Regions from separate parts of the Homo sapiens genome. Here region 1 is linked to region 2. A link is an interaction called in ENCODE POLR2A ChIA-PET data of the cell type or tissue named here. Cell type or tissue: PC-9. All regions are shown on one strand. Links, peaks and the distances in the headings refer to the core of each region. The heading gives the core; the rest is flanking DNA.

Region 1 (5,391 bases), core at 249-5,248, 470 kb before region 2:
ATAAAAAATTATTCCTCATTAAAAACTCCTAGTAATATCTTCCTGTTGTGTCCTCATTTATTTACTGGGCAATTTAAAAGTCTGGCAATTTGGTTACCCTTCTGAATAAAGCCAATTATAGAAAATTTATATTTAAGTTACTGTAGGAAATCTGCAAATTAAACAAAATGAATCTTTGAAAACTAGGCATAGTCTCTGCCCATTTGGCAAAAAGTATGCTCATCTAGGCATACTTTTATCACTAAAGACTCTGTCTTGTAATTGTCTGTTCATCTATCTCCTAAAAACTGTAAGCAACATATAATATACTATGTTTATTCTTCTGTTTCTGGCCTTGTGTGCAGAGCATAGTAGATGTCCAAAGAATTTTGTACCTTAAATGAATAAGTGAATACTTTATTTTGGCTGGGGGAGCTATCAAATTTTTTTCTATATAGTAGAAGTATCAACATTATTGAACTCCAGATGAGTAATTTTTTAAATGTGTTAACCATCATTCTAGTACAAAAGACATTTGATTTTAATAATATAGTATTTACATTGTGGCTTAGAAATGTTCAAAAGCAACAGTGTAATAAAGCATGATAAAACAATAAAAATATTTAAGATATCACTATCTATATTGTTTTTATCTATTTTGATATTTATTCAGCAATCTTGTATTTCAGTAAATATCTGTGGAATGCTCATCTTGCTAAACAACCATGCTAGAAACTGAATAAATTCCTATTAATATTTTTGAAGGAAATGTTAAAACTTGGTTTAAGACTTCTTTAACTGTCCACTCACATTACTCCTCCTTAGCATCCCTGCTTCCCAGACAACTGAATTAAAGAAGTAATATGACTCAAGAAACAGTACTTGAAACACACATTTAACCATCTATCCTTTCTACACGTAGTTTTAAAAACACTTCTTTCCTTTTAAGGAAGGATTTGATAAATTATTAACCATTAAAGTGGGCAAAATGAAATAATAATGATAGTTACCAATTATGGACTAATTATGTGCACCAGATACTGTACTCAGCACTACATATGACTTAACTCCTTTAATCCTCACAAGAACCCTGTAAGTCAGATACTATTATTATGATTCTCGTTTTTCAGATGAGAAAACTGAGGCTAAGAGGTCAGATAATTTGTTCAAGGTCACACAGCTATGAACTAACAAAGCCAGATTTAAATTCAGGCCTATTTGTCTCTAGAATTATGCTATAACGTTTTAAATTATCTTACATACACTAAAACATGCAGACCTCACTAAAATTTATTAAAGCCAAATTAATCTATAGAAAATACATACAAATTTAGGCTTTCAAGATAATATAACAAATTGAAGCACGTTTGTCGAAAGTTTTAATTAACTGATGTCTTACTGAACTACTAAATCCTCATTATCTATAGAATTTTGGATAATACTGGTCTTCTTCCATGTAAGTGGTACAACTCTCTAGTTGTTTTGATCAAATACAGAAAAATAGGCTGGGCACAGTGGCTCACACCTGTAATTCCAGCACTCTGTGAGGCCGAGGTGGGCGGATCACTTGAGGTCAGGAGTTCAAGACCAGCCTGGCCAACATGGCGAAACCCCGTCTCTACTAAAAATACAAAAATTAGCCAGACATGATGGTGCGTGGCTGTAATCCCAGCTACTCGGGAGGCTGAGACAGGAGAACTGCTTGAACCTAGAAGGCGGAGGTTGCAGTGAGCTGAGACTGCACCACTGCGCTCTAGCCTGGGCAACAGAGCAAGATTTCGTTTCAGAAAACAAAACAAAACAAACAAAAAACAGAAAAATAAAGAAATTTAAGAGTCTAGCTCATTTTCCTTACAGTGAAGAAAAGTAAGACCTTGAAATAGGAGTGTAAAAATACTCATAAAACCTGAACTTTAGTTTCACACTAAATAATTTTTTAAAAAATCAAATAAGGCTGAGAAAAATTAATTCAACTCTACATTTACACTATGTATACTTTTCTGTATATTATACTTCAACAAAAAAACATGAGAAAAACTTGCCTGAATTACTCTCTCCTGTGACAGACACCTATTTCTCTAGTTAAATACCTGGATATCTAATTAACTGCTCTGCCACCTAACACACTTAGGGTGTTTAATTTTTTGCACATGATAAATAGGATTAAGCCAATTCTTGCACCAAAGTTTTAAATATACCAGGCATTAGACTATTCCTTTTGTTCAATAGACAAATTATTGCTTGAACATTCTCAAGCTTTCCTCCTTCCCTTGAACACTGTTTGTAACAGATGTTTACCTGGAAAAGATGCTAGTTGGGGATGTGCGGCTAAGGCTGTGGGTGTACCAAGTGTCCCCAAACCACCAAATTCTGAATGCCCTGAGCTGGCTGAATGTAGACCAAAGACTGGGTGGCTGACCATTGGGAAGGCACTCGACACTGTGGACAGGTTAAACGGTTGATCCCCAGCTGTTCTGAATAAATGTCCTGGGAGGGAAAAAAACACACTTAAAGTTGTACTATAAAAAACAGATGAGACTTATCTGATTTCAGTGTTTATAGTTAAAATTTATAATAATTTACCTATTACATTTTTATTTTACCCTTTTCCTGCTGCATTTTCTACTCTTCAAACCCTATAAAATGTTTCTAGAAACATGAAGACATGCTAAAAATCATTAAAATAAATGGCATAAATTAACTTTTGAATTTGAGATTTGAGAACCAATGTTTTAAGTAGATAATTTTCACTAATTAAAATTGTCTGACCTGAGGAAGTGAGGCCAATTTTCTGTTAATATATATACATTAATATATTTTCAATATATTTTACTCATAAGAAGGGAAATAAAAAACATCCTATTAATCTAAGGTTGAAAGCCACTGAAATAAGTCCAGGATCTGTCACCAGGTCAATACTCAAATTATTATACACTCTAAGCAAGGCCATCCCAGTTTCAACATGCCAGAGTTGAAGCTCTGTTCTCTAACACAGTCATGAGTTGTTTAATGATGGGGATGCATTCTAAGAAATGCATTGTTAGGTGATTCTGTCATCATGCAAACATTGTACAGTGTACTTACACAACCTAGGTGGTACAGTCTACCACACACCTAGGCTATAGGATACAGCCTATTGCTACTAGGCTACAAACCTGTTCAGGATGTTACTGAACTGAATACTTCAGGCAGTTGTAACACAGTGGTAAATATTTGTATATCTAGACATATCTCAACCTAAGAAAGGTACAGTAAAAATATGGCATTATAATCTTAGGGGGCTACTGTCATATATGTGGTCAGGCATTGACCAAAATGTCATTATGCAGTGTATGACTATACTTCTTAGGTGAGAAGAGTATCTTGATACCAAAAAGGGAATATATTCTAGTCTAATAAAACAATGCACAAGACAACATAAGTACTTAATAAACTTACAAAGATATTTCTAAATGTGTTCACAAGTGGTTACCAATATAAAAATCATTTTTAGCTTTCTCTGAGTAAGACAATGTTCAATTCAAATGAGTCTGACATTTTAATTCTATTTTTAAAGATAAGTGTTATAACTCCAGGTTGGAATGTTATATGATAAAAACATGACTTATTTTTCATACTTTGTAGTAATTTGGCAGAAAACTTTTCTAATACTTGGAAATCTTCCCTTTACTTCCAGGAAATAATTAAGGTACCCTGTCTTGCTACTGTGAAAAGAGAATACTCTAGGTTATCTTAAGAATTTACTGTGTGAACAGTATTGTGCTCTGTGTTAATATTAGAATAAAGCTTCCTTATTATCTCTTGTTTATATTATATCAGTCCTGACTGTGCACTGCAATTTAATTAGTTTTAACATAGTATGTTTGAAATTTACAAATGTAAGTTAAAAATAGTATACTTATTATTATTTAGTTATCAACCAAATCTCTTCTCTTTGCTTTCTTGCTCCCTGAAAACCAAGGGAAAGTCCTAAAAAACGGTCAGTGTACCCTCTAAAGTCTGATATAAAACCTATATTCTTTATTAAAATAATGCTATATTCTTTACTGAAACAAGAAGATCTGAATGACTTTTAAAAATAAGATTTAAATAAATTGCATTAAGTATGTTTTGTATCAGGCTATATAAGGAAAAAGTTCTGATTCAGGATAGTGCTCCACTACAACAAAGCAGTAACTAGATCTCACAGGGAAGATCCTCAAAGTATCTTTACAAGGAAGGCCCACAAGGATACTGTGAGGTAAGAGGACAAGGAAAGGGCATAAACTTGGGTGTCTCTTCTAAATCAGCTAATCATTGTTTTTGTTGAATTGGTTCTTCTGTTTTATCAGAGTGGACTGCATTAGCACTGAAGATGAGTCAAAATAAAACAGAGTATGCTACTGCCAAAAAAGCTACCCAAATGTCATTATCTTTAAGACCAGTGATAGGTTACCAGAAATATTGTGGTTTTTTTTTTTTTTTTTTTTTTTTTGGCAAATTCTCAGAAACCCAGCTAGTTTCTCAAAAAAATGAGCTTGTAACTATAAAAACCAGTTTTTACTTTCATTTGTTATTACATATAAAATCTCTGGTTCTCACCAGTCAATTCAACTTCCTGACTCAAATGTTGTTAAATGTTTTATTTATAAACATACTATGATCAGTTCTTTTCTTTCTCCATCAATTTGTGTGGTAAGCAAGTTGAACTGAACATTGCAGTTTTGGAGAATTTGGGGTCATCTGTAATTTATGTTTTACAAATAACAATTCCTAAATTATATCAATTACATGTATGTAGTTGTGATTTAATACAAAGAAATTTGAGGGAAGTAACCTCAAAATTACAAAAGCTATATTAAATATTACAAAAATCCAGAATAATTGAAATTATCAAGGATTAGAAACTGATAGAAACACTTCTGCAATAACTAACTGTAATTACAATTAGTTGTAATAACTAATTGGTAATAATTGGTAGTAAGTAATAAATAATTGGTAGTAATAAATAATAAGTAATACATAATTGGTAGTAAGCAGCATTCTTAGATGCATAGTTACAGCATTAATTTCATTATTGGGAAGAAGCAAACAAGCTAAACTTTGTAGTCTCACAAGCAGAAAACATAAGCAGTAAATAAATGAAGTTATCACTCTTGTGGCAACAATGAAGAACCAATGATACATACTTTGACAACAAAAAGTTCTTTTTTAACTCTAAAAGGAATGACATGTGGAAGCAACTGAGTAGAAAATTTCAGCAAAATGAGCTGTATACATCACAGATTCAAATGAAAAAAATATAGATCTGTACACAAGAATGACATCTATGCCTGGCAAGAATGCAGAGATGGGAGTTCAGATCAAGGCTACTTCAACTCTACTTCCTAATTCTTTCTTCTAAAATTCTTGGTTAAAATAGTTAAAGCATGG
Region 2 (5,391 bases), core at 122-5,121:
TTTTTTTTTTCAAGACAGAGTCTCACTCTGTTGCCCAGGCTGGAGTGCAGTGGTGTGATCTCAGCTCACTGCAACCTCCGCCTCCTGGGTTCAAGCAATTCTCCTGCCTCAGCCTCCCAAAAAAGCTGGGATTACAAGTACACGCCACCACACCTAGCTGATTTTTGTATTTTTTGGTGGAGATGAGGTTTCACCATGTTGGCCAGGCTGGTCTCGAACTCCTGACCTCTTGATCCACCCGCCTCAGCCTCCCAAAGTGCTGGGATTACAGGCGTGAGCCACCGCACCCGGCCCCTGAGTGTCCCTAATTGAGAAAGCCAAGCTGTGCGCCTGTGCCCTAGACTTAAAGATGACAGAGAAAGTGAGCATCTGATCTTTCAGCTCTTAGAGTCATAGCTGTGACTCATAAGATGGGGAACCTCAAGAGATTCAGATGCTGGGAAGCCTCACAACTGATAAATGTCTACTCTGACATCTGGTTTGTATATGTGTGTGTGTCTGTGTGTGTGTGTCATAGTTTTATACCTTTTGTTTTCTTTGGCAAACCCTCCAAATGCTCATTGTCCCCACTAAGTCTCCTTATCCTTTAAGATTCTGCTTCCTCCCTGAAACCTTCCCAGCTGGAAGTGTCTGCCTCCTGCTCTGAACTCCCAATGCAATTTTTATTATTTGACCTTATTAAATCCTCACTTGATTTTTATTGATATTTGCGTTAAAAATATTAAGTTCTAGCATATTTAAGGTTGAACGAACATTAAAGGTCATCTACTCCGATGCCTGGTAGCTCATCAGCTCATTGAAGTCATGACCTGTCTTCCCCATGTTTGAATACCCCACAGTTTTGGGCGTAACACTTGCTTATGATAAACACCTTTAAATATTAACTTGTATTAAAGGAGCCCCTCCAGGATTTGCTTGTCCTCATTTCCCTGTCTGTTCCCAACACTTCCCTCCACCACCACCTCCTTCTCCTTGCTCCCAGACAGTTCTTTCTACCAATAATAACTCTTTCAACCAATTGCCAAACGGGAAAATTTTAAATCTACCTGGAAGGCCCGCCACCCTGCTTTGAGTTGTCCCTCCCTCCAGATAGAACCAATGTGAATCTTACATGTATTAATTGATGGATTATCTCTCCCTACAATGTACAAAACAAGTTGTGCACCGACCACCTTGGGCATGTCATCAGGCTCTCCTGAAGGCTGTGTCACAGATGCGTCCTTAACCTTGGCGAAAAAAACTTTCTAAATTGATTGAGACCTGTCTCAGATATTTTGGGGCTCCTACCTTCCTCACTGCTTTATTGAACAGTGGTCAATTTCTTCTGCTCGGCCTCCGCATCCTAGCCTGTTTGGGAAAATCATCGGGGTTAGGGCTGGGGAGGCAGGCAGGACCCGGGGGACGGTAGTAGGGGCCGTTTCCCTCCCACTCCCCTCCGCTCCTTCCCTGCTGGAAAGCCGGCATGTGACCTGCGCCCTGTCAGTCAGAGGCTTCAGCCTGGGTCAGTCAGAAATCACTTCTGGAGGTGGAAGCCGCGCTGTCTCAGGGCCGAGGGTGCAGCATCAGCCATGGCGAGCTCCCCCTGCAGGCAGCATCGTGGTGGCATTCGCACCAAAAGCTCCTGTGGCCGGAGTGGGCTTGTAGCAGTTCTGGGCTGCCTGCCACACTCGGTTGCCTCTTGTTTTCTGCGCCTGGTTCTCCAGCTCTGGCTCTGTGTGAGCAAGACCATATCCCATCAGTAAATCCTGTCTCAGCTTAGGTGAGCCAGAGTTGGGTGTTCTGTGATTTGCTCCTAAGATCCCTGGCTGGCACATTTTCTTCCTCCTTCTCCTAAATGAGAGTATTCCCAGTGGTTCTTTTCCTGGCTCTTTTTTCCCGCCATCCACACTCTTTTAGCCAGAAAGTTAATCTATTTCCTGGGTATCTGTCATCACCTTTGCACCAATTTCCCCCAAATCTTTTCCCAGGTTCCACCTCTCTCCTGAGTGCTGGTTTAATCTCACATTTCCAATGCACTTCCCATGCTTGTCCTCTGATGCATGAAAATCAACAAGACTAAAATTCATACTCACCAGTTTTCATCTTGCTGATACACCTACTTCTCCTCCAAATTTCTATCTTCCTTGCTGGACACCCAGACTTTAAATTTTAAAATCTACTCTGCCTTTTACATCCCCAAACAAACAGTACCAAGTTCTGTTTGTTTTCCTGCCCAGTAACCCTTACATTCTTCTTTTCTCATGTACCGTCACTACTTTGTTCTTGCCTAACAACTGCAATATGCTGTCTTCTGAGCGCCTCCTTCTAGCTGTCCCTCTGAGTCAACTTGACAACATGTGGTCAGTGTAATTTTCCTAAAACACAGTTCTAGTCATGTCACCCTCCCACCTGCCCCTCCACACACCTTCAATGCCTCAGGCTAAAGTGAAACTCCACCTTGACCTTCCACAAACAAATCCTAAACTATTTCCCCTTTATTTATCTTATATGTAGAATTTCATAAAACACCTTATGATCCCTGATCAAGTCCCATACTTTCCCACCTTCATGCCTATGTTCAGGGTATTTTCTTTACCTGGGGTGTCTTTCTCTCAGTTCAACCCAAATCCCAACTCAGGTGCCATCTCCTCCAAAACGTCCTCTTCCTTGTCACCTTGTAAAGAGCTTCTAACCTTTAAAATGCATATGAATCACTTGAGCATCTGTTAAAATGCAGATTCTGATTTATAAGTCTCGGTTAAGGTCTGAGAGTCTACTAATACATTTCTAACAAGTTCCTGAGTGATGCCACAGGTCCCTGGACATACTTGGGGTCGTGAGGCCCTAAGGTGAGGCATGCTCTATTATTAAACCACAGGGCAAGATAGCAGGGCAGTAACAATGTGGTATTCACTTACAATATTCTACAATGTTTACAGTACCCATTTAGCCTCCTCAAACACAGGGATTGGGCTTCATTCATCATTATTTTTGTTGAATACAGTGACTTGACCAGTTTATCTTAATTGAACATGCTTCTGACATCACCTCCTTTTCTTTTCCACCAAATGGTTTTGCTTACTTTTTAGTTTAACTGGATTTCACATGGATAAATATCTGGGAGAAGGAGATGCCCTACACATGATCTGCTATAGGTGAGGATGGCCCAACATGTTGAAGATCATGCTAATTTAATTATTGTTATAGCCAGCATTCTCAGTTGTAAAAAATGGAATACTCTATAGTTCAGGCAGAAAAGTAATTTGTGAAAATATACTCAGTAGCTCACAGGATTGTAGAGAGGGTCAGAGACAACATAGCAAAAGCAAAGCACAGATTATACTGGAGCACTCCACGGCCAGACCTTGTGGACATAGACTCTGCTGCTCACTGTGAACTAGAAAGCAGTCCTGGAAACTTTGCTACTGCTGCTTCTGAAAGCTGTATGTGGCTGCCACCAACCTCGTTAGACTGCATTCTGTACGGGGCCTACTTCTTTATGTTTGTGTTAGTTTTCAGTATGTAACAAATTACCACAAACTTGGTTGCCTGAAACCACAGAAATTTATTCTCTCACAATTCTGGAGGTCAGAAGTCCAAAATCAGGTATCATTGGGTTGAAATCAAGGTGTTGGCAGGGCTGCGCTCTCTCTGGAGGTTCTGGAGGAGAACCCGTTTCTTCCTTTCCAGCTTCTGGGGTCTACCAGCATTCTTTGGCTTGTGGCTGCATAAGCAGAATCTTCAGGTCCAACATCTTCAAATCCCTCTCTGGCCCATCTTTATATGACCTCCTCCTCTGCATGCATGTTGAATCTCCCTCTGACTGCCTCTTTTAAGGATACATGTGATTGCATGTGAGGCCCACCTGGGTAATGCAGGATGATTTCCTCATCTCAACATCCTTAACTGAATCCCATCTGCAAAGACTTTGCCACATAAGGTAACATTCGGATTCCAGGGATTAGGATCTGATATCTGTAGGGACTACTCTTCAGCCTAGGACATTGTCATTTGCTTCTGAATCGAAGTCTCTCTTATTCAGATCTCATTGGTGGAGCCTATGTCCCATGCCTGCTCCTGAGCTGCGAGGAGGCTGGGGAGTAGCTTCATGTCAGGAAAGGTGTTCAAAGATGAAAGCAGCCAAAATGGATGTCAAATATCAAGTACGATAGTCTTCAAAGATTCATAAAAATGAAATTCTATGTAATGGACCAGCCAGAATCTTTAAACTGAAAGAAGTTACCTATTGCTGAATGCTTTGGGCACCAAATGCCAAGCCATGCAAGTACTGCTAAGGAAAGACCATTTACCTAGAAAACAGTTTTCTTTTACTCTGGGGGCTGGGGGGGGGGCGGTGCGAACAAAAATAAAAAAATAAAAAATAAAAACACGAGAAGTGGATTTGGGGTCGTGTTCTTTTTTCGCTCCCAGGAAAAATCTGTTCCAGACCCCAGTATGGACAATTTGGTTAGATCCTATATTTTGTTAAGAATAACAGTTGGTTGTATGTCACGGTACGTTCCATTTCCAATCTGGTCTGAGGCATATTACTCCTGTGGTGCCCCATGTTGTCCAATACATTTATGGCAATAAGGACTTGGGCAATACGATGTGGATAACTTCTGTTTCCTCAACACTTTGATATGTGATTTTCAAACAAACCAAAATGATCCTTCTTATATCTGCCCCCTTTCCCCGATACACATGTATTTCTCCATGTCAGCAATGAATTTTCCAGCTCCTCTCACCTGTATACCTGTTAAAAACAATGGTGCTAACTCTTATTTTCCACGTCAGTTATAAAAAAAAACAAACAAACAATCAATTAGGATCTTGCATGTCTTAATTGTGTTACGGCAATGGTAAGCATCTTACAGGCTGCACAGTGTCTGCATTACTTCTCCATTGTAGGGGTGCGTATGTGTGTATTGACAAGGGGGAGAAAGCCATGTAAAAGATAACTGAAATTAGCATTTACAGCAACTATGTAGATGTCAATATAAATACATTTTGGGCTCTTATGTATAAATAATCTTCTGAGAACATTGTTTTTATTGTTGACACTTTCCTGCAGGTTTCTGAGACACACTTAAAATTCAATCTGTTCCCTTGAACATTTTTGTGAATTTGGCAGCATAATAAAAACTTTCTTTTAGAAGGCCTGGAATCAAAGCAAAAAAAAAAAAAAAGTTGTGGAAAAAAATGATTTTTTCTTTAATCTTGGAGGCTTCCTATTTCTTTGTTGAGAGGTTTTGTTCAGGAAGGGACTGTAGTAATATGATCTGATTGACAAGGATCCCAGCTCCCCAAACACTAGCTGAAAATTTGGGGCAAATTCCTGACCCTTTCTGGTGCTCCATTTCTCATTATAAGATGAGAATAATAACCAGGTCACCTTCTTATTTTTCAGCA

What was found. Peaks named below come from ENCODE experiments on the same cell type or tissue, not always from the same donor. Only the 100,000 strongest peaks of a DNase experiment are listed, where the experiment ranks them.
Region 1: POLR2A ChIA-PET joins it to region 2 with 6 read pairs; 2 of 35 experiments call an interaction of 5 or more read pairs at or near these places.

What each region holds. Positions count from the first base shown.
Region 1 is chr2:159,451,336-159,456,726 of GRCh38, forward strand. It overlaps BAZ2B (bromodomain adjacent to zinc finger domain 2B), which reads right to left. Exons shown (of 37, transcript NM_013450.4): 4 at 2,278-2,466. Among named protein-coding and RNA genes, the nearest start is that of BAZ2B-AS1, 160 kb to the right of the region's middle. In PC-9, for the core only: no CTCF peak of the experiment used is centred there; a DNase peak (open chromatin) is centred at 3,056.
Region 2 is chr2:159,920,409-159,925,799 of GRCh38, forward strand. It overlaps a transcript of PLA2R1 not described here. Among named protein-coding and RNA genes, the nearest start is that of LY75-CD302, 18 kb to the left of the region's middle. RefSeq lists a silencer at 1,593-1,702. In PC-9, for the core only: a CTCF peak has its summit at 1,596 (motif pointing left); no DNase peak of the experiment used is centred there.